Linked DNA regions of Homo sapiens: region 1 is linked to region 2. A link is an interaction called in ENCODE POLR2A ChIA-PET data of the cell type or tissue named here. Cell type or tissue: A673. All regions are shown on one strand. Each heading gives the region's core, and the rest is flanking DNA. Links, peaks and the distances in the headings are about the cores only.

Region 1 (11,635 bases), core at 1,736-9,735, 130 kb after region 2:
CATTTTGTAGATGTGTAAAGTGAGGCCCAACAGTTGCCACATGCCCAGGATGCACAACTAGTGAATATTACAGCAAGCAAAGTAATTTTGCACGTTTGGCTGCAAGTAATACAAAACACAATAGTGGCTTAAATCATTAATGAGTTTATGGGCCTTATGCAAAGAGGAATCTGGAAATAGGCAGCCAAGGTGATGCCTCCAGGAGTGCAGGCTCCTTTGCTCTCCTTTCCTGCCATCCTTAGTCTGTGGCCCTTATCCTCATGCTTGTCACACCACAAGCATAGCTTTGTGGCAGTTGGCACTTTCTGGCATCAGGTTCATGTTTCAGGCAGGAAGAATGGTGGCTTGGGGAAAAAAAGCATGGTGGCTTCCGCCTGTAATCACAGCACTTTGGGAGGCCAAGGCGGGAGGATCACTTGAGCACAGGTGTTTGAGGCTGCAGCGAGCTAGGATCATGCCACTGCACTCCAGCCTGGGTGAGAGAGCAAGACCCTGTCTTCAAAAAAAAAAAAAAGACTTTCAAGACTTTCAAGAACCTCACCAGGTTAATTCTGCTATCACAGGACCAGTCATAGTTACAAACTGGGTTGGAGATGTATTTTAACTGGACACACTGGCAGCTCTAGTAGTGCTGACCAGGGCATGCAAAGAATCTTCTTAGCTTCAAAGGCATTACCCACTTTACTATGATACAGACAGCTCCTCCTCAGTGACTCCTCCTCTGCCCCCTAGGGTGGCCAGTGACTGCCATATTGTTCAGTGATAGAAATTACCCTTTTTCATATTGTGCATGCATATAATAAACTTCAATTTTGGCATTTTCCAATGGTTAATGATTCCTTTATCTGTTTACGGTTGTATGTTATTTTCCCCCTTGTTGTCTGATTGGTGATTATTATAAATTGTTTCTAAAATCTTCTAATTACCCAGGTATTCCTTGATTATAAATCACATGAGCAAAATCGGCTAGTTCTTTACTCTGAAGTTTATTTTTAACAAAATTCATCCATTCATTTAAGATGTTTACAATTACTTTGTGATGATAAGACTAAGTCCTAGAGTTCATACTTTTGCAGCATTAGCAAGGACAAAATTCTGATCAAAGCTACATACTTTGGATTCTCCAAAGGTGTGTTTGTATCTTTCAAATATGTGTTCTGTAGGACAGTAGAATAACAATAAAAGCAATATTAATAGGATGTTAGTAAGGGCTCAGAAGTTAAAATCTTCTTCCATGGTCAGATTACTTTGAAAACTCCTTGGTTTAGTAACTTTTATTTTTATACTAGAATATATCTCAATTTTCAATATTACACATGCGTGTGTCTCACCAGGAGGAATATATTTCCCAAGCTTGACGAGACTTATACTGAATGCTCTTTGGAAGACACTATCTGTGAGGCAGCAACAAATTGCCTCAGTAAGTAAAAATACCAATTTCATAGTAGCAGTTTGGAAAAGGATACCATGCTACTTAAGATTCATATTGGCAACCTGTGACTGTAATTTGAGTGGTTTGGTGGCTGCTGTAATATGGAGAGCACGCGCTTTCCTTCTTGTTCTTAGTGAGTTCTGCTGAGAACAGAATGATTGCTTCTGAGTGTAGACTGTGGAGCCGCAGCGTCAGCCTCGCCTGAGTGCTTGTTAGATATGCATGATGTCAGGCTTGCTGCGGACCTACTGAACAAGAAGCTGCAGTGTCACAAGATCCTCAGGTGTTTCTTGTGTGCATTAAAGTCTGAGAAGCCCTGATCTAGAAAATAACGTCTCAACTCATCTGTGATGCCAATATTCTTGTCAGATTGTTGCTGGGGTAGGATTTCAGCTTTTGGTGAACAGAGAATGAATCAATTATCTATTTGGTTTAGTGCCAACTATAATAATAATATCATAGAGTGAGCCGTCATCTGGCATTGTTGGGAGATGGAGTACAGGTGAACAATTTGTCAGCTCGGGCAAGGTCAATAGCCTGCTTTGAGAAACCTTGGTGGGCACCACGGTTACTATTTCAGAGCCAGAGAGAAGAAGGCAGAGGGCAACATTTTTCTTGGGATATAATTTTTCTTCCCTTCTTAAAATACCGTGAGTAATGTACGGGGTGAGGGAAAGATGGGAAGGGGTCAAAGTTGAAAAAAAAGTAAGATAATTTGACTCAATTTAATCAAGTATTTGCAAGTTATATTAGTTGAAATTTTCTGTGCTTGGATTTTTGGATTCATATCTGCTGTGCTGGAATCCTGTTTCCACTATGTTCTAATCACGTGAGCTTGGGCATATTACCAAAGTGCCTGGAGCCTGAATTTCCATGTGTGTGAACGGGGGCCAGTAACACCTACTCCAGCCAGCTGTTGTGATGATTATACAGAGGAGTGGACCTTGTAAAGGGTAGCTCAGTTTACTGTCATCAGTATCCTCATAAACATCATCATTAGGTTATTAAACAAGGTTTTCATTATACTGGGTATTTCTGAGTTCCTGAAGGGAACAAAACTGTTCAAGAGAATGAATAAAAGTAAAATTTTACTAAGAAAAACACGGAACTGACTTAAAAGGAGTCATCCACATCGTTAGGATATTATAACATTGTACTAAAAAAATTAGTTAATAGGGTGTTCTTTTTTGAGAGGAGTCAAGAAAATATCCGATGAAACACGTTTATGTTAGTGACTCACCAGTGTTCTGTAAGCACAGATGGCCTTTGTATAGGGAAGCTCACATTCCTGCCATCCAAGCTACTGCTACTGTAGAAGATTTTATTCTTAGTATTTTTGCTGCTCTTGCTGGGGGTTGCTTGTGGGGAATTCCTTGCCTCTGCCAGGGCATGGTGGTCTGTAGATAGGTTTCTACTTTTTCTGGTTTACTGGGAAAGGAGGGAAAAGTGCATTCCCAGCTTAAATACTTCCACTATAAATGGTTTAAATATACCAAGAGTTAATTTGGGCACATGGCAAATATATTTCTTCACTGGGAAAATGCATTCTATGCCTCCTATGCCCTATTCATACTTCAAGATAAAAGCTAACGGGGCAAGGTGAGGGACAGGAACTTCAGAACAAAATCCACTTGGAAATGGAGGAATTCATTTTTTTCTAATTGATCAAATAGGACTTTAGTAAATAACGAATTTTTGTGGACTGGCAGGTTGGTCTCTTGAATCCACTGGGTCTGTTTCCCCTTGTGCAGCACGTGTGTGCTGGATGATTGGCTCAGTGGCTCTATGTCTATCAGATAATCTGGCCTCTCTTGCCAGAGATGGCTTTGTGAGCCCACGCCAGGCTGTTGAGCAATGGCATCCCAGTTAGGCACATGACTTTAGCTGACATATTGGGCAGATGACAAGGATTCAGGCTTATTGTGTGGGGATAGGCTTTTTCTTTACTCTGCAGAACTGAACGAGGATGGGCATAGTTTCCTGACTGCTGTCCTACAGCAAGCCACGGGATGTAGCTGATATTCTAGGCAGCAGAGCAGAGACATGCAAAGAATCTGGATCTCTGATGATCTCTCTAAGTTTCTGGATTAGCCAGACCTGAAGCTTCTCTTACCCTTGTTTCTCCAGTTATATAAACTGATGTATTTGTTTTATTTAAAACAATTCAAATAGGATTTTCTACTCCTTGAGATCAAAAGCTTCCTAACTTATACACAAATCTAAAAGTCTTCCTAACACGATGTATGAACAAAGTATTTCAGGATTTTGTCACATATGAAGGTCAGGAATTCTTTTTTGACTGGAAAGCTCAGTTAAGAGTGTGTTTACCAAAATGTCAGACAAACTTACAGAACATTGAAGCTAAACTCTTCAGTTTATTATTTTTCACAGGATATTGATTATATTATTAGTTAAGTTCCCTCTCCCTCCTAAGTTACTGCTATCTTGACACACTTTGCTTGACCAGATGTGGCACCCTCTTGGGCACTGCATAGTACAGGATATGAATTGGAAGGAAGCCAATTTATTGGAAAATAAATTCCTTTTACTACAAAAAGGCTGAACCTGAATCCAAGTAATTGGCTCTGAAATGTGACATGGAAGGATTTTGAATGGGTATGCTGAACAGCAAGCTGGATTCCTTTTTCAGTGGCAAAGAGACCAGAAGGGAACTATGCTGCTTGGCATCACAGGCGACTAGAATGTGGGTTTTGTATCCTGTAAATACAGGCTTCTGACAGAAGTCTAACTCTGCATTTTTTCATATTGCCACATCCCAAGTTATCTGAATATCTGCCATTTTTACCAAAGGTCATTTTGACTCCTGATGTCTTGGCTCTTCTCTGAAATTCAGCATTGAAAGTAAAGTTATTCTCCAGAATGGAAATTGAGGTTTGTACATTTTGGTTGAAATAAATAGGACCAATTTGTTGCCTAAAAGTTTCTCAGCTTTAAGGAGTTTTGATACTTTATTAGAGAATGCTACTTTGTTCATTCTACTAAGTATCTTTTAAATGTGCTATCCAGTATTTTAAGAAGAAATACATAAGATAGTATTCTGGTTTTCCAATGCTGTATAACAAACCAATCCAAATATTAGTGGCTTGAAATGACACCATGTATTTACTCATGAATCTGCAGTTTGGGCAGGGCTCAGATGGGACAGCTTGTCATTGTTTCAGTGTGTGTCAGCTGGAGTGGCTTGAAGGCTGGGTTGCAGTCATCTCAAGGCTCATCCACATGTCTCCCAATTAATGCTGGAAAGACTCAAACAATAGAAGGATGATATATGGTTCTTTGAGCATTTCTTACTGCATGTGATCTCTCCAGCATGGTCCTTCAGGGTAGCCAGATTTCTTACATGTAATATGACTTCCAAAACTTCTGTCCCAAGTGAAAGAGAGTTAGGAAGAGCCTGACTTATCGCCTCGTATTGCTTTCTTTGACCTAGCCCCTGCACCCACATAGTACACTACCATTGTTTCATATATGTTAGAAGTGACTCACTCTGGCTGGCCCATATTCAACAGGAGGGAAATTGGGCTGTACCTCTTGATGAGAGAAGTGTTAATGAGTTTGCAGACATGTTTTAAAACTAGGTAGGTAGATACTTTTAAAAAATAAAAATTTTTAAATATCATTAGGAGGTTGTGATAGTTTCTTGCATATGACTGTTTCAAGGGATCATACTAAAATCTTAGGTTTGGAAAATAAAATGTCATCCAATTTCTAATGGTTGACCAGATTAGTGACCATATTGATTTCTATATGGTAGGCACTGTTGTTAGCACTTCACATATGTAAACCTATTTACAGCTGTCCAGTCATTACAGTTATATGAAATACATTCTTAAGATGATTAGTATCCCCATTCTGTGGCTGACAAGATTTACACTTAGAGAGGTTAAATTACAAGCTCAGTCAGATATATGATAGTGGATTTGTGTTTGAACCCAGGGCTATCAATTCCAGAGTCAATTCATATAGCTACTGTATTATGCTTCTATACTCATAGCATTTCTTTTATGGGTCATTTCTGATTAGTAGAATATTTTCCTTTATATGGATCAAAACTTAGTCTACCTATGTCCTTTTGATCCATGCAGTGTAAATTAGACTTATAGAGGTCAAGTGCAGGGCAAGTTCCTGGTGTCTGGGCTAGGGTGTAGCTTTAGTTTGTACAGTGAGACAGCTACAGACATCATACCTGGGAGGACACAAGTTCTCATTGGGTACTCAAGTCAAGCCAATTAATGCAGACAGCAGAATTCGAGAGACATAGTAGGACTTAAATCCTAAAGGCAAAGGTAATAGTGGGCATCAGAAGTTTGAGCTCATAGCATGAATAGACACCCATTAGTATTGGGGGCACTAGTAGTAGCTTAAAGAAGTGGGCAGGAATCCAGACGAACTGTAGCCAAAAAAAGAATAGAGGCTATAAATGCTATGACCAAGGTATGAACAGAGGGATGGAGGAGGATGACTTGAGGAATGAGGCCATAATCCATTATGGGGCCCCCTTCTGCTTTGGACAGGGAACTTCTGAGTCCTTTTTTTTTTTTTTTCTTTGTTTTTTTAATGTTGGATCCATATACAGAAGTGCTTATTTTTGATTCTGGAGTGGGTCTTCCTGTCTAAAAACATTGAATTTTTAATTTTCTAAAAATTTATAAATGTATGTTGATGATTTTATTCACCCTGTTTCATAAGTAAAACACTTCATCTGAGTGAAATAATGTTTTACATTAGATTGCACATTTTCCTATAAACTCTGAAATGTGTCAAATAGTGTCGAGGTTCATCTTTCTATCTACATATTTTATACTGTTTTGCTGGAAAGCCCCATCCTCAAGGCCTTTGGATATAAAAGGGATGGAACTTAACTTACGAGGTTCCTCCTCTTCTGTGGTATGTTACTCAAGGTTGCTGTCTTTCAAGAGACCTCCAGCATTACATTAATCATTGAGTTCCAAAGGAATTTAAATGATTTTCCAGCATTTTATATTCTGTATATACATTATCTTTACAGTTATACATGCACGTCGTAATCTCCTAATTTAACCCTAAAGGTTTCTGACTATAAAACTTAAAGTCCTAAGGTGTCCTTGACTTTGTACCTTAACATATTTATATATGAGTTTTGTCGTGTTGTTTGGTGGTACTCATTCTTAAATACTGCCTAGCATTGTAACTTTTCTAAACATCACTGTTTCTTTGTGGCCAAGCTCATTTCATAGAAGTTTTGAACTGATTAACTTAGATTCTCAGACACACCAAAGGTGTTTGTTGGGAAACTCAGGGTAGCAGTGGTTATCACATCGTAACTATATTATTTATATCTTAAGAGGCAATATTCCAGAAGGGGTACACTTTAGATCATTTTCATCTTAATGATATTCCTATTGCCATACACTTTTTTTCATCCTAATTATTTAGTCTTCATTTGGTTATAAGTAATATGGTATATATGTATATATATATTCCATTGGATCCCCCCTTATACAATTGGTAATTGTTCTTTCCAGAAATTATCTTCTTCCCTGGTTTAAGCCAGTATTTGCCAGGAATAAATCTGACTTTGAATTTCACCAGTGTGTTTGAATATTTCTTATCACATGATTAACCATGGAATTCCAACTCACTCTACTCCTGTAATTATCTAGTTAATGTGATAATGAAGCCAGCCGAACAAGGAAATCTCTTGAGATTTTTGGGTCATTTTTCAAAATCAAGACAAAAATAGCAGGTAAGTTCACACTTAATAAAGAGTTTCAAGTCATTAGAGCTTTGGAAATGACTCATGAGAAGTCAGTCAAATCTCATCCTCTTACAGATGAAGAAACTGAGCCTCAGACAGTTTTATTGACTTGGCCAAGATTATGCAGTTAGTTATTAGTAGAGTTTAATCTTCTGATTTCATAATGAAAAACCTTTTCCTAAAATGTTCACAGATCAGTTCTTAGTCTTCTATGTGAATGGAATTTTCTGTTAACCAAGGTAGTGTAAAGGGGTGGTTTAAACTGTTACTGGTTCCTGAAGGAAGATTAGAATTTTATGTTATGCAGAGCTTTTAAAGGTGGAACACAAAATTTTCCATCATGAACAATCAGCCCTTTTGCTAGATGAAATGTCAATTTCTAGGTCTGAAATTGACCATGCAATATTTATGGCATTGGAAGAACTCTGAGTTATAGGAGAAATATGAAGTGTAGTTGGAAAATACCAAGTTTGAATCAGTAGGAATCTATGTTTCATTGTTCCCTCTGCTTTTCCTAATAATTCAAAATTAGATAAATTCTGTTATAAAATGATGACTGTAAAATTGTTCATGTATCCAAGCTTTTGTTGTTTGCTGAAGAGTGGTTAGGTTTCTCTTTTAAATGTAAAACCTAATTTGAGATGTGTAAGGTTTTTTGTTTTTTTTTTGTTGTTGTTTTCTTTTTTTTTTTTTTGGTTAACTAAATGAAAGACCTCAAAATATACATGCATTAAAAAAACAGTAAGCATATATAATGTCTGGGACTTGAACACCTCATTATTATTTTCAACCTGTCCTTTTTTTACAACCAATTTTGAATGTTATTGATTACTTTCTGCTTTCTAGTCTCTGGAGGTAAATCATGTCATGAATAACTGACTAGTTCCAGCAAAATATTTTTGGTTTTGGAAGCATAGAAATAATTCTTATGTCGACTTCATTGTATCAGGTTCAAGATTGTAAATTTCTCATATTTTCATTAGTAGTTGCTAAAATATTTACATTTTCTTTTGAAATAATTTTCATTTATAGAAAAATTTCAAGAATAGAAAGAACTTTCCTATATTCTTCACCATTTTGCCAAATTTGCTTTACGACTCTTTGTCTTGAGACTGTTTCAACCACCATGCTTTTTTTCAACCCTAAATGTTTAAGTGTGTATTTTCTAAGACACAGATATTCACTTATATACCTACAGTGCAGTTATCCAAATTAGGAAGTTTAACACAGGTAGACTACTGTTACCACAGAATCTTTTTTTCAAGTTTTGCTAATTGTCACAATTTTGTCCTTTATATATACATATTTTTTTCTTGGCTTTGGACATCAAAATCTGGAATGGTTTTGTTGTCCGTAAGGCTAGTTTAGGTTTTGTCTTTGTCACACAAAAGAATTTGGAAATGAGATCACAGTGTAAGTATAAAAGTTTTATTGTGGAGTGAAAGCAAATACACAAGGAATGAGTGCAGGCATGCTCAAAAGAATGGGCTGCCTGCAAGGTGGTCAGGGCTTGCATACTATATGGATAAGCATAATGAAGGCATGGAATATTTTATAACAAGGGGAGAGGTTTTCCCGGAAATTCACAGGCAGTTCCCAGAATCTAGGTGTCATCCTTTTTTTTTTTTTTTTTTTTTTTTTTTTTTTAGTAAATATGCTTAATTTGGAACTGTCATTGTATCAGGTGCACGATGAGAATGGGAGGTTTTTTCCATGGAAATTTTATGATAATAGGGGCATAATGCAGCCAAGGGTCAGCAGTCAGTTAAGTTTTTGGCCATCTTGGATTTAATTAGTTGTGGCTGTTTTTGTTATATTTTTATATTCACCTAGCGGGATGTCTGCAATTTGTTTTCATTGGTGCAGTCTAACAGGTTTTTATTTTATTTTATTTTATTTTACTAGGAGACAGGTCCTGTGCTAACCTGTTTGGCTCTGTTTGTGTTGTTCTTAGCTGCCTAAAAATAATTGAGCCCCATTCCCTCGCTAACTGCCTGCCTCAGTTCCTGAGTCTGTCTGTCTGTTTGTTTTTGTTTGTTTGTTTCCCATTGCATTGACGTGTTTGAAAAGTTTGGGCTAGTTATTTTGTAGAAATTTCCTCAATTTGGGTTTGTGTGATGCTTCCTTCTGAGTAAATTCCTGCATTTTGCGCAGGAATTAAGGCACCTGGTGTTGCTTTTTCTCATTACTGTTGGTGTAAACTTTGATCACTTGATTAAAGCGGTGTCTGCCAAGTTTTCCCACTATGGCCTTACCTTTTCTCTCTTTGAAATTAGTAAGTCCTTTGTGAGTAAAGACAATGTATATAGACATTCCTTTTTTCAAACTTATGCTCATCAAGCTAAAGATATCTTAATTATAATATGATAGTGTAGGCTGGGCTTGGTGGCTCATGCTTGTAATACCAGCACTTTGGGAGGCTGAGGCAGGAGAATCGGATGAGCCCAGTAATTCAAAACTAGCCTGGGTAATGGTGAGACCTTGCCTCTACAAAAAATCAAAAAAATTAGCCAGGCATGGTGGTGTGTGCCTGTGGTCCCAGCCACATGGGAGGATCACTTGAGCCCAGGAGGTCAAGGTTACAGTGAGCCATGATTGTGCTACGATACTTTGGCCTGGGTAACAGAGCAAGACCGTATCTCAAAAACAAAACAAAATAAAACAAAAACACCAAGAAAAAAAAAATCATAGTGTTTAAAAAAATCTACATTTAATCTGTTTATAGGGCATATAATGCTTCGTTGAGGATCAGTTGTTGAGTCGTCAGTCATTGACAGGGGCAAAAATATAGTTGTGTTAGTTGATAGCCTAGCTTAATTCTTAGGAAGGCACTTCATTTCCCAACCTTTTTCTATTATTTAGCCTTGCACTAACTTCCACCATTGAAACTATTTCTCTTAGTTTTCCTAGTGTCCCAATGAAATTATAACTTTTTTTTTTTAGGACAAGGGCCATCCGTGTATTATATACTACTTCTATGTATTATGTGCTCTAGTATATATACTGCATATCATCTACAGAACACAGCTATAACATGGCAGCCTCGCATCCCTTCCTGCTTACCACCTTTCTAGATATTAAGGCTTACTTAGTTCTTACTGAATTAAATGGAGAGTGACTTGACAACTCTTGGCCAGCCATTCTTAATGATATTTGTGTTCCTAAGATATAGCAGTATCTGCAAATCCTAAATCTGTCTCATGAAGATTTTATGATCTTTTAGATCAGTGATTAATGGAAGACAATGTCCTTTATTTTTTTAAATAAAAAATAATGACCTGAACTTTCTCTGTAGCCAATAAAGGTGAGTGTGAATGGCTATCACCATGGTAGTGTTGGAGTTAACATTCTCTAGTTAAAACATACTATAACTTCCACACACCAGCTAAATGGAAACGCTCTTGACAGGATCTGCTATGAAGAAAATGGAAAGGAGTAACATGAGGATATGTGGAATAAGTCCGGAGATGGAGTAGAGTAAAAGCACCATTGCCCAAGGGCAGAGTTGGATACCACTGCAGTAAAGAGTGACTGATTAGGCAGTGTGTTAAGTTTTATGTCAAATAATTGGTGGTTGTTAGATGTGAGGATGATCTGGCTGTGACATCTGTCACCCCATTGATTACCAGGGTTGATTTGGCTGATCTGGCTGGCTAGGCTGGTGTCCCGTTCCATCCTCACTGCTCCATGCACGTCCCTCCCAAAGCTGCATTCTCAGTCGAAGAGGACGACCATCCCCGATAAAGGAGGACCAGTCTCGGTCAAGGGTATATGAGTAGCTGCACTCCCCTCCTAGAACCTCCAAGCTTTCAAATAATTGGTGATTCTTAAGATACATGGAGCTAACTAGGGGTTAGAATGATTTCCCAAACTTCTCCTAGAAGGAGACTGTAGTGCCAGACCATACTGTCAACTTTTAGATGTGTGGTGTGACCCAGAGAGACCTGAATTTTTATTTTATGAGACTAGAATTGGATCAAAAGTAAAAATATGAACTAGTCTTCAAATTAAATCATATCTAGGGCTTATAAAGAAAGTAGTGTAATGCTTGAAAAAGGAAAGAACTCTTGAAAGAATGTATTGAATATTTGTATCAAACATGCCCTCCATATTCTTTTAAAACAGCTAAATGTTTCTACATTTCCTGCAAATGATGCGTCCCCTACAAAGTAACGTCACAAAGCAGCTCTCCCTTAGTTCTTTGCCTTGGGACACCCAAGGTCGCTGCGACACTTTTGTCAGTAATGGTGATTTTCTATTGCAGGGATTTCCAAAGAGGAGATTAAGTTTGGAAATGTTCCTCTGTCCCTTCAGCATTTCCTCTCAGAGGTGACTCAACAGATTGTTCAAGATCTATCACTTTTGAGTGTTAAGGATATAAGGGGCTTGATATTCAATGAGTAAAATATGTAAATCTGAATTATCTAACTTTAGAATGTGAATAA
Region 2 (11,635 bases), core at 1,113-9,112:
TTTAAAGTGAGGGATGGCTGGGCATGGTATATTACACCTGTAATCCCAGCACTTTGGGAGGCCAAGGTGGGCAGATTGCTTGAGCTCAGGAGATTGAGACCAGCCTGGTCAACATAGCAAGACCCTGTCTCAAAAAAAAAATAATAATATAATGAATAAAAATAAAAATAAAGTGAGAGACATGCAAATCTTCCTTTCATTTGAACACTTGGAGGCCATTGTAGGGTTATTAGTTGGCCTAATTTTAATATTGTTGTGTCTCAGAGAATAGGGAGGCAGAAAAAGAAAAACAGAGATGGAGGAATGCCTGGTTGGTGGAGCAGTTAAAACACACACAACATTTATTGACTAGGTTCACTGGCTTTTATAGACACTGTTCATGGCATCCCAAAACAATTACAGTGGTAACGTCAAAGAGCATTGGTCACAGGTCATCATAAAGATGTAGCAATAATGAAGAAATTGTAATATTGTGAGAATCACCAAAATGTGACAGAGACAGGAAATGAGCACATGCTTTTGGAAAAGTGGTATCAATAGACTTGCCCGATGCAGTGTTGTAAAAAACCTTCGATTTGTAAAAAAAAAAAAAACTGCAAAGTACAATAAAATGAGGTTTGCCTGTATTTCAATTAGTCTTTCAATTTTAATAGAAACATCCAGGTGCCTAGGATATTTGTGTTCTTTTTTTTTTTTTTTTTGACACGGAGTTTTGCTCTTGTTGCCCAGGCTGAAGTGCAATGGCACGACCTCGGCTCACTGCAAGCTCTGCCTCCCAGGTTCAAGCGATTCTCCTGCCTCAGCCTCCCGAGTAGCTGGGATTACAGGCACGTGTCACCATGCATGGCTAATTTTTATATTTTTAGTAAAGACGGGGTTGGCCAGGCTGGTCTCGAACTCCTGACCTCAGGTGATCCGCCCACCTCGGCCTCCCAAAGTGCGGGGATTACAGGCATGAGCCACTGTAATCCCTGCCTGGATATTTGTGTTCTAATTAGCTCTTACCATATAGTGGATGCTCAGTAACTACTGAATATCAACCAGTTTGCATTTTACTAAGAGCATGAGATGGAAGAGTATTTTGAATATCTGTATAGTAAATGAGCCAGAGAATGGGGACTATGAATATACTGTTTCGTATTACTTTCAGCAGGTTTTACGTGCAACTGCGCTGGCTTCTCTGGGCTAACTTCTCAGACTAGATAATCTGGGGGAACATCATCAGGAGTTAGAGCTTTGTTCCAGTGTTGGCATTGCCACTAACCAGTATTATGGGTCCAAGCCATTGGCCCCATACTCTATTTTCATCAAAAATGAAAATAGCATTTGCCTTATATTTCTTGCAGGATTTTTGTGTGGGCCAATGGAAAGAATGCATAATAACATATTATGAAGATGTAGCATTTTTTTTTCACTTGCTCTTGGCAGGATCATTGTAATTGGAATTATTTCAGCTTTTTACAAGATTTAACTTTAACAGTTTCTTGTCAATGTTATTATCATATTCCCTAAAAATGAGAAATTATTGAAATGGTAATGCTTCTATTAGATGTTAAAGCATGGGCTTGTCCCACTCAAATTAGATCTGCTTAATAGGAAATGATTATAAGATATGATATAGTTTTGATTTGCCTTTTAAAAAATAATTATCTATCTTGATTTGAGAACCAAGAATTAGGTTGCCATTTAGGGCTTAATGAACAGACAGTATAGATTTTGAGACTTTATAGACATATCTACTGGTGCTTTAGTTCTGCTGGCTCAGGTCAGTGGTGTATACAAATTATTTAAAATGATGATCACAATTTGCACTTCTCAGAAGTGAAATCAATAATTCAGCAATTTTACAAAATTAACAGGCCAAACTGCAGATGACAGAACTCTTTCCCATGTTAGTTTCTGCACCGAAGACAGACAATGGCTTAGAAAAGTGCTTTCCTAGGTGTCTCTTATGATACACAGATGTTTTGTAAATGTAATTATGCTGAAGGTGAGATCATCCAGGCAGTTATTGGTGAGAAAAGAAAATGATGAAATTGATAGGACATTGCTGGAGGGGCTGAGTGTGTTAATTAGAGACAAAAGAGACATTCAGTTAAGAATTGAAGGGGAAGATTCAGCTGGCTCAGTGAGAACATTGAATTGAGCCTTTTAGCTAGTTGATCCAGGAAAGGTGGTACAGTTAACTTTGTGTCAGAATCACCAGGAGCAGATATGTGGATGGTGCCCTAAAAACAAAACAATATTTAAAAGAAAAAAGAAGGAAAGATATTTCTTATTGGATCTGTGAGTTAAAAAGGAGCTCAGGCCCGGGGTTGAGGGAATTAGGGAACAAGGGACAGGAAGTCTTAGCTTTTGGGACAGCTTAGAAAGTGAAGCACAGGCCGGAAAAGGCCAGCCTCGGAGGTTAAAGAAAGAGAATGCAGATCCTGAATAATCCTGAACAGGGAAAGTGCGTGAGAGTGATGGCATCCAGGTTTGTCAAGTTTAAACTCTCTTGGGTGCACAGCCTTTTCTTCCCAGTATTGCCTTCATTCCTCAGACTGCTCTAATGGAAATTAGAAATCTGTGAGTATTCATGGCTGGCTGAGTGTGATGTTTTGTGATATCCACCGGTAAGAGGGGATGAGAGGATGAAACAAGGATGCAGAAGCAAGATGTCAATTGAAAGATAACTCTCAGGTCAGGTATGGTGGCTCGGTGGTTCATGCCTGTAATCCCAGCACTTTGGGAGACCAAGGAGGGAGGATCTCTTGAAGCTAGGAGTTGGAGACCAGCCTGGGCAAAGCAAGAATCCCCGCCCCCGCCGCCCACTCCTTGTCTCTACAAAAATAAAAAATTAAACCAGGTGTGGTGGCATGCACCTATAGTCCTAGCTACCCAAGGAGGCTGAGGCAGGAGGATCGCTTGAGCCCAGGAGCTTGAGGTTGGAGTGAGCTATGTTCAAGCCACTGCACCACAGCCTGGGTGAGCCTGGGTGAGCCTGAGTGAGCCTGGGTGAGCCAAACCCCAACAACAACAACAACAAAAAAAAAAAAAAAAAAAAGAGAGAAGAAAAGAAAAAGAAAGACACTGTTCCTACTTTAAGTCCTTAGGTTATGGCTTGGATTTGTATCTTTGAGATTGTGCTTTGTACTTCTGTCAGGATATATATTGGCACAAACTAATCCCAATTTAACCAAATAATCTGAACATTAAATCTGGCTAAAAGAAACAGAGGGGTGCTCTGTAGCTAACAGCTTAGTGTTATCACTCACACATGTGCAGTGTTAATAACATTTCATCTTTAATCATTAGAACATTTTAATGTTAAGTAGGATCATTGAAGATTTAGCCTTAACAGTAGTCAGCCTAGAATAGTAGAAAGAGAGTGAGCTTTGGAGTCAGAGAAATGCTTTTCAATTCTAGGTCTGCGGCTAGTTAGCAGCTTGATTGTGAGCACATCACCTGGCTTCTTTTGTGAGTTTTTTTCTTTGTCCTTAATATGGGAGCAATATTTACTTTATCTGCATATTTTTGGGATTCATTGAGATAACACATGTAAAGTATCTAGTACAATTTATGGTACTCGGTATTAAATGTTAGTTTTCTCACCTTGTTCATCTGTAGCTAATGTTAAGACTAGAGAGAAATTAGACCAGAGTTATAAATAACCACCACCATGTTTCATTCAAAAGAGGATGTGAGATGGTTTTTCTAAGCAATATCTTTACCTTACCTGGACACATGCATTATATTTAATTATTTTTTATTTTATTTTTTAGAGTCAGGGTCTCACTGTGTTGCCCAGGCTGGTCTCAAACCCCTGGTCTCAAATGATCCTCCCGCCTTGGCCTCCCAGAGTGCTGGGATTATAGGCGTCACTGTGCCTGGCATATGTTTAATGTTTCATATTGATGTGAGAGCTGTAGACCATGTATCATTGCTTAGTTTCCTGAATGTGCCTTGCAGTGGGAGTGCACCTGTACTTCTGTGGAATAGTTAAGTAACTTTTTTTTTTTTTTTTTTTTTGAGATGGAGTCTTGCTCTGTCACCATGCTGGAGTGTAGTGGTGCGATCTCGGCTCACTGCAACCTCTGCATCCCGGGTTCAGGCAATTCTCCTGCCTCAGCCTCCCACGTAGCTGGGACTACAGGCGCGTGCCACCACGCCCAGAGTTAGCTGACTTTTTAAGGACCTTTCCTTATCTGAGATTTTGTGATTTTGTAAATAAAATGGTTTTCATTGTATCTTGTCTGGATGATTTGATTACTTCCCTGTTTCTCTCCCTAGCAAGTTAGCTCCATAAGAGTAGGCACCAAATCTTTGGGACTCAGGAGATGGACACATGATATATTTTTAGTAAGTGCTCATTACATGACTGAGCTTACAGGAAGTTGTGTCAGACTAGTGTTTGGAGAGGCTGAAGTCTACAGGTGGTCATTAACCACTTCATATTGGAACCACTTCTGAAACTTTGTATGTGAAGACAAATATCATTGTGACAACTCTTTTAGAATGTTATGTAGACTTACCAGAAAGAGGTTGATTAGAGTAGGCTTATTCAGGGAATTGATATTTGTATTAAATAATTAATTTTCTCTTCAGCAATGACAATTATATATAGTAACTCAGATTCAAGGGATATTGCTAAAATGTACAAATGATTTATATTTCCTGTTTGTAACAAAGCTTTGCATTTTCAAGATGTCATTTCAAAGGGTTGATTTTAATTTTATGGGAATGCCTTCTTTAAAGATGCCATTTATATTTTTTAACAGCTTTCTTAAGATATAATTCACTGCCATAAAATTTACCCTTTTAAGAATCCACTGGTTTTTAATATATTCAGAGTTGTACAACCATTACTGCTATCTAATCTTAGAATATTTCTATCACCCCCAAAGAAACTCTATCCCCATTAGCTGTCACTCCTCATTCCCCATCTTCCCTAGCCCCTGGAAACTGTTACCAATATACTTTCTGTTTCTACATAATTGCCTGTTCTGGATTTTTCATATAAATTGAACCATATAATATGTAGCTTCTTGTGAAGTGCTGTGCTTACTTAGCATATTTCAAGGTTCATCCATATTTAAACATAGACCAGTATTTCACTCCTTTTTATTGACAAATGTTTTTCAGATATATGAATGCACCAAATTTTGTTATCAATTTGTCAGTTGAACATTTTAGTTGTTTCTTCTAATTTTTTTGGCTGTTAAGAATAATGTTGCTGTGAACATTCATGTACCTTTTTCTGTGTGAACATATATTTTCATTCTCTTGGGTATATACCTAGGAGTGGAATTGCTGGGTCATATAGTAACTCTGTATTACAACTCATTTTTACAAAGAGAAACTTAAGTTTATAAGCATTTAAATTGCATTCTTTATGATAGAAAGCATTTCAAGAGCCAAGTATATATTTAAATTAATTATTTTTCGTAACAAATTCAGACAGGGCCTTTATATGCTGGTGACAACAGAATGACTTAGAAGGTATTTAAAGAAGTATCATTTCTGCATTCTATTAATTATAGATGGATAACTATTTTAAACTCTCATCATCAGTAAATGCGAGACAAAAGCAATGTTTACATAAGTGCAAAGGGTGGTAAGAGGAATGGGAGGAGAAGACAAGAAGATGCAAAGAACAGTGTTGAGCAAGGACGAAAGAGGTGAAGGAGAAAGAAAATGAGACATTTACTCGCATATTCATTCAACAGATGTATTTAGCACTTGCTGTGTGTCAGGTACTGCTCTAGGCCTTGGGAATATAGGCCAGACAGAGGTCCTGTTTTCCTGGGTTTACATGACTGTGGACCTGCTGCAAATATGGTATACATGTTGTTATTGCTTGGTGTTGAGAGTTAGTAGGTGCCATGTGTAGCCTTTATTTCCTCCAGATAGCTGCCTTCTTTTGTGTGTTCCATAGACTGATTTGTACATACTTTCTTGATAGTAGGCATACAGCATAGGAATCTTATATGAGAATATGATATCTGTTCTTCATCCAATCAGATCTATTCAGGAAATACTTATTGACCACCTACTACACTTCAGGCACTGTTGTAGATATGGAGATTGTATATGTATGTACACTGAGTAGCCCTAGTAAGTCATTCCTTCTTGAGCCCTGCCTTCCTCATTTTTGCAGTGTGGATAATAATAATGGTAATGCCTCCTTTTTAAAATGAAGATTAAGTCCCTTTTGTGAGCTGTACCTAGCATAGTACCTGGTACATAGAAATCAATAATTGGTCTGGGCGTGGTGGCTCACACCTGCAACACCAGCACTTTGAAAGGTCTAGGTAGGAGGATTGTTTGAACCCAGGGGTTGGAGACCAGCCTAGGCAACATAGCGAGACCCCATCTCTACAAAAAATATAATAAATTAGTTGTGCGTGGTGGCACACGCCTTTAGTCCCAGCTACTTGGGAGGCTGAAGCAGGAGGATCACCTGAGCCCAGGAGGTCAAGGCTGCAGTGAGCCATGATGAAGCCTTGCACACTCTAGCTTGAGTGACAGAGTGAGACCTGTCTCAAAAACAAAACAAAACAAAAAACAAACAAAAAATCCCCCAAGAAATCAGCAAATAGTGGATATTATAATGACACTAGTTTTTAAATAGAAAAGGCAAAGTAACATCACTATTAAAAATATTCCAAAAGAGAAATGTTTCTCTGGCTTTCTATGATGATAAACTTTATTATATTTTTAATTTAACCTCCCATGTTCACATGCACACACTTAAAAAAATATAAATATTATAATTGTATCACAGTAGTCCTTCCTTATCCACAGAGATAAGTTTGAAGACCCTCAGTCAGAAACTGAGGATAGTAACAAACCCTATGTGTACTGTTTTTCATATCCATATATTGCTATAATAAAGTTTAATTTATAAATTAGGCATAGTGAGAGATTAACAACAATAATCATAAAATAGAACAGTTATAACAATGTACTGTAATTAAAGTTACATGAATATGATTTGTCTGTCTGTCTCTCAAATACCTTGTACTATACTCACCTTTCTTTTTGTGATCTGTCAATCTGCTACCTGAGACAGCTCTTTTTGTTTTTTTGAGATGGAGTCTCACCCTGTCACCCAGGGTGGAGTGCAGTGGCATGATCTTGGCTCACTGCAACCCCTGCCTCCTGGTTTCAAGCGATTCTCCTGCCTCAGCCTCCTGAGTAGCTGGGACTACAGGCACATGTCACTACGCCCAGCTAATTTTTGTATTTTTAGTAGAGACGGCGTTTCACCATGTTGGCCAGGCTGGTCTTGAACTCTTGACCTCAAATGATCTGCCCGCCTTGGCCTCCCAGTGAATGTTGTTTGTCTGTCTGTCTCTCAAATACCCTGTACTATACTCAGCTTTCTTATTGTGATCTGTCAATCTGATATCTGAGACAGCTCTTAAGTGACAGATGGGTAGGTAGGATATACAGCATGGAGAAGCTGGACAGTGGGGTGATTCATGACTCATGACTGCTTGAGACAGTCAATATTTCATTGTGATACTCAGAATGGCATGTAATTTAAAACTGGTTGTTTCTTTCTGGAATTTTCCATTTAATATTTCAGACCTCAGTTGACTGTGAGTAACTGAAATGGTGGAAAGCAAAACTGGATGAGGCAGGCCTACTATATATAGCATTTATACCACTATATGGAATATTTTTCTCGCTTCTGCATATTTTTTATTACTAGCATATTTATGGCTTAAAGTCCTCAGATTGAAGGTGATACTTATGTGTGAGTAATTTAAAGCAGTTGACATACAAAATGTAAGTGAAACCAGAATGGGTTACATTTTGAGTAAAGAAACATCTGCAGTTTGCTGCAGTCCACCAGAAGGAAATTGGATCATGTATCAGCTATGCGATTGAATAAGACTTTCATCTTTTAAAGAATTTTTCCTGCCTAAAATCTGCATCCATCTGTTATCCTGAAATGAAGCCTGTGATATACACACTGTGACATGGAGTTTGGGAAGCCCCAGAATATTCTTCTATTGCACTTGGGAATTCAGCGGGGTCGGGGGGGCATCTGCTGAACTTAACTGGAAATCAGGAACAACTATTTTCAAAGCACATTCAGGCTCACACTTTGAGATTACTCCTTTTTCTTAATGTGGACAGCTTAAGTCAGCTCTTGCATATTTCTTTTGGGGTTCTAAATTATTAAGTTTATTTTTGAGTTACAAATCATGTTATCTTTTATATATTATAACATTGTATTTTTTCAATGAATTTCTTTTTTATTTTTTTAGACAGAGTCTCACTCCATCTCCCAGACTGGAGTGCAGTGGTATGATCTCGGCTCACTGTAATCTCCACCTCCCGGTTGAAACGATTCTCCTGCGTCAGCCTCCTGAGAAGCTGGGATTACAGGTGCATGCCACCATGCCTGGCTAATTTTTTTTTTTTTTTGTATTTTTAGTAGAGATGGGGTTTCACCATGTTGGTCAGGCTGGTCTTGAACTCCTGACCTTGTGATCTGCCCACCTCGGCCTCCCAAAGTGCTGGATTACAGGCATGAGCCACTGCGCCCGGCCAGCAGTTTTTTTTTTTTTTTTTTTGAGACAGAGTCTCGCTCTGTCCCCAGGCTGGGGTGCAAATGGCACGATCTCGGCTCACTGCAACCTCTGCCTCCCGGGTTCAAGTGATTCTCCTGCCTCAGCCTCCCGAAGTAGCTGGGACCACAGGCACATGCCACCACACCCAGCTAATTTTTGTATTTTTAGTAAAGACAGGGTTTCACCATGTTGGCCAGGATGGTCTTGATCTCCTGATCTTGTGATCTGCCCGCCTCGGTCTCCCAAAGTGCAGGGATTACAGGCTTGAGCCACTGTGTGCAACCAGGAGTTTCTTATTAGAAGAAAATCTCGTAGGGTGCCTTTTGGCTTCAGGCTCTTTATGGCCACTTGTTCTGTTCAACCCTGTGGTGCCACACCCCCTCAGATCATACTTGTGTGCACATGCATGTGTGCATTAACATCCTAGAGTTTTCAAAGCTATGGTCTCTGTCCCTTTATATTTAGTACTTTGCCATGTACACATTTGTTTTAGGTAACTATTGAATAAATGGTTATGTTGAGTTTGTGAAGATTTAACACTGTGATATTCCAGAGCTTAGGACTGGTGATCAGTTGCCAAATTGAAATAACACTTTGGTCATTATTTTATGGGACTGTTGTATATTTGACTCTGTTGGCTGAAGCTTGACCTTGCTAACTGAAGCTTCTTTTCCCTTGGCTTCTTGGGAGCCATATTCTCTTATCAATCTTTTCATCAGCGTTTCCAACTTTTTCTTCTTAGTCTCTTATAGGTCCTTTACTTCTTCCTTCTACTTGAATGTGTTTATATTGTCCAATGAGAATCTTCTCTGTTTGTTTTTTGAGACAAGGTCTCTGTCGCCCATGCTGGAGTGCAGTGGTGAGATCTTGGCTCACTGCAGCCTTGCCCTCCTAGGCTCAAGTGATCCTCTTGCCTCAGCCTCCCAAGTAGCTGGGACTACAGGTGCACACTACCATGCCCAGATAATTTTTTGTCTACTTTCTTTAGACATGATGTCTCACTATGTTGCCCAGGCAGGTCTTGAACTCCTGAGGTCAAGTGATCCTCTTGCCTCAGCCTCCCAAATTGTTGGGATTACAGGCGTGAGCCACTGTGCCCAGCCCCTTTTCTCAGTAAACTTAAATTGGTGATGAATATTTATCCACAACCAAATGGTTATTATCTATGCAATAAACAAGGGGAAAGAAAGGTCAGGAAGCCAATAGGTAACTGGGCACTACACACAGGACAGTTGATTAGTTAAAAGATGAAAACAGCTGTTAGCCTATGAGAAGATAATCACCTTTACCAGGAGTCAAAGAAATGCAAATGAATATGAGAGTAAGGTAAATTGTTTAAATCTAATTAATTAGCTAAAAGATGTAAAAATAATATCTTTGGCTAATTAAAGGTGTACTGAGACTCTAACTTTCATTATGCTCCCTATGGCATTGTAAATTAGTAATATGTTTCAAGAACATTAAAGGGTTTGTACCCACTGATTTCGTGATCTCAATTATGATACTCTTTCTACAGCAGGTAATATTGATTGCCTACCCAGCTCCCTTGCCTTTTCTTCCTTTCTAAAGGAACCTTGAGTTTTTTCGGGAACACACCTCTACCCAGGTTGGGGGTAAGTACTAATTAGTTGAGTCACACAGCACCCCTTTGAGTTCGCTGCAGTATTGCATGCAGTTTGGGAACTGTGCTTTTAACCTGTATAAATAATTAGAATTTACTTATAATAGAAAATAATTAGAAATGACTTAAGTGATTGCTAATAAAGTTTACCAAATTAGTTATCTAGACAATTAAATATAACTCTTCTGATATAAATCTAAGAGAAAAGCGAAGTACAGAATTGTTACATGCTACTGTTATTATATGAAAAAAATTGCCTGTGAAAAAAATTAGTAAAATATAGCAGAAAGAAATGCGGTGTGCAAAATGTATCAGGGTGGTGATATTAAAGATATTTTTCTTCCTCCCCCCTTCTCCCCCCAGAAGTGGGATAAGGGAAGTTAATGAGAACTGAGTGGCAGGTGGTGGGAGGGAGGGACCTCCTGGTTGTCCTTCTATCTGAGCTTTGCAGGTGTAATTCTCCAGAGTGCACGTGGGTTTTCAGTATGCATGTGCGTGTGTTTGTGTGAGGGTGAGGGAAGGAGTTAATGAGTTCTGAAGCTCCCGCCAGTTACTGAGAATTGATCAGGTAGAAGCTGGAATAGATACAGTCTTTTTAAAGTCTTTACTCTTTAACTACATTTTTTTTCAATCCATGAACAGTACTCTGTAAATAATTTGCTAGCAACTTCCTTAGTTTTTAGTCTTCACAACCTTTCTCTACCTGCCTTCCTACCTCCAATGTCTGGCTATTTAATTTGCTTTCTCTCCTTTTATCCAATTATCTTTGAGCAGTGCCTCTTTTCATTCCTTTAGAAATGACATATCGAAAATATCATAAAATATACATATCCAAGTCTGGGTTGTCTTACTTGGTTGTGGTAAGCACGTGGTTTTTGTGGACAAATTAATTATACCAGGTGTTCCCATTAAGACATAACTAGTATTAACAACCATAAGTGTTCTCCTGGAAAACAGATTTAGGTTTTAAGATTATTGAGAATACATTTCTGGCACAGGTTTAAGTAGAGAACCTATAGTGAGTTTAATATCTTTTGTAATGTTTTATATACTATTAGAAACAAATCTCATTCCTGTGACAGTCCCTCATAGGAAAATATGTCCTTATTGTCTTTGAAGTCACAGATATTGAGGCAGATGGGTCAAAGTTGAAAGGAGAAAATTTGAGACTTGGAAATCATGAAACAAACTGCTACAGTCTTGTAAGATCTGCCATTGATTAGACCAACCTGGGAATGGATCCTCTGATCCTCTGTACAACCTACAACCTTGGGCAAGTTCTTAGCGCTCTCTGAGGCTGTTTCCTCTATTTTAAATATGGGATAACTATCTTTGCCACACAGGTTTATTGTGATAATTAAATTAATTCATTTTTCAGCTAATTATTAGTCACCTAATGTGGATTAAGCATCATGCTAGGGAGGGACATACTTAAGCTAAAATAAAT

What was found. ChIA-PET counts read pairs that join two places held together with the same protein. Peaks named below come from ENCODE experiments on the same cell type or tissue, not always from the same donor. Only the 100,000 strongest peaks of a DNase experiment are listed, where the experiment ranks them.
Region 1: POLR2A ChIA-PET joins it to region 2 with 10 read pairs; 5 of 35 experiments call an interaction of 5 or more read pairs at or near these places.

Annotation. Positions count from the first base shown.
Region 1 is chr11:100,828,861-100,840,495 of GRCh38, forward strand. The region is part of intron 3 of ARHGAP42 (Rho GTPase activating protein 42); the gene reads left to right. It also overlaps the pseudogene RN7SKP115. Among named protein-coding and RNA genes, the nearest start is that of SNORD13I, 100 kb to the right of the region's middle. RefSeq lists enhancers at 1-183, 184-907. In A673, for the core only: no CTCF peak of the experiment used is centred there; no DNase peak of the experiment used is centred there.
Region 2 is chr11:100,701,988-100,713,622 of GRCh38, forward strand. The region is part of intron 1 of ARHGAP42 (Rho GTPase activating protein 42); the gene reads left to right. Among named protein-coding and RNA genes, the nearest start is that of ARHGAP42-AS1, 20 kb to the left of the region's middle. In A673, for the core only: no CTCF peak of the experiment used is centred there; DNase peaks (open chromatin) are centred at 4,374 and 4,724.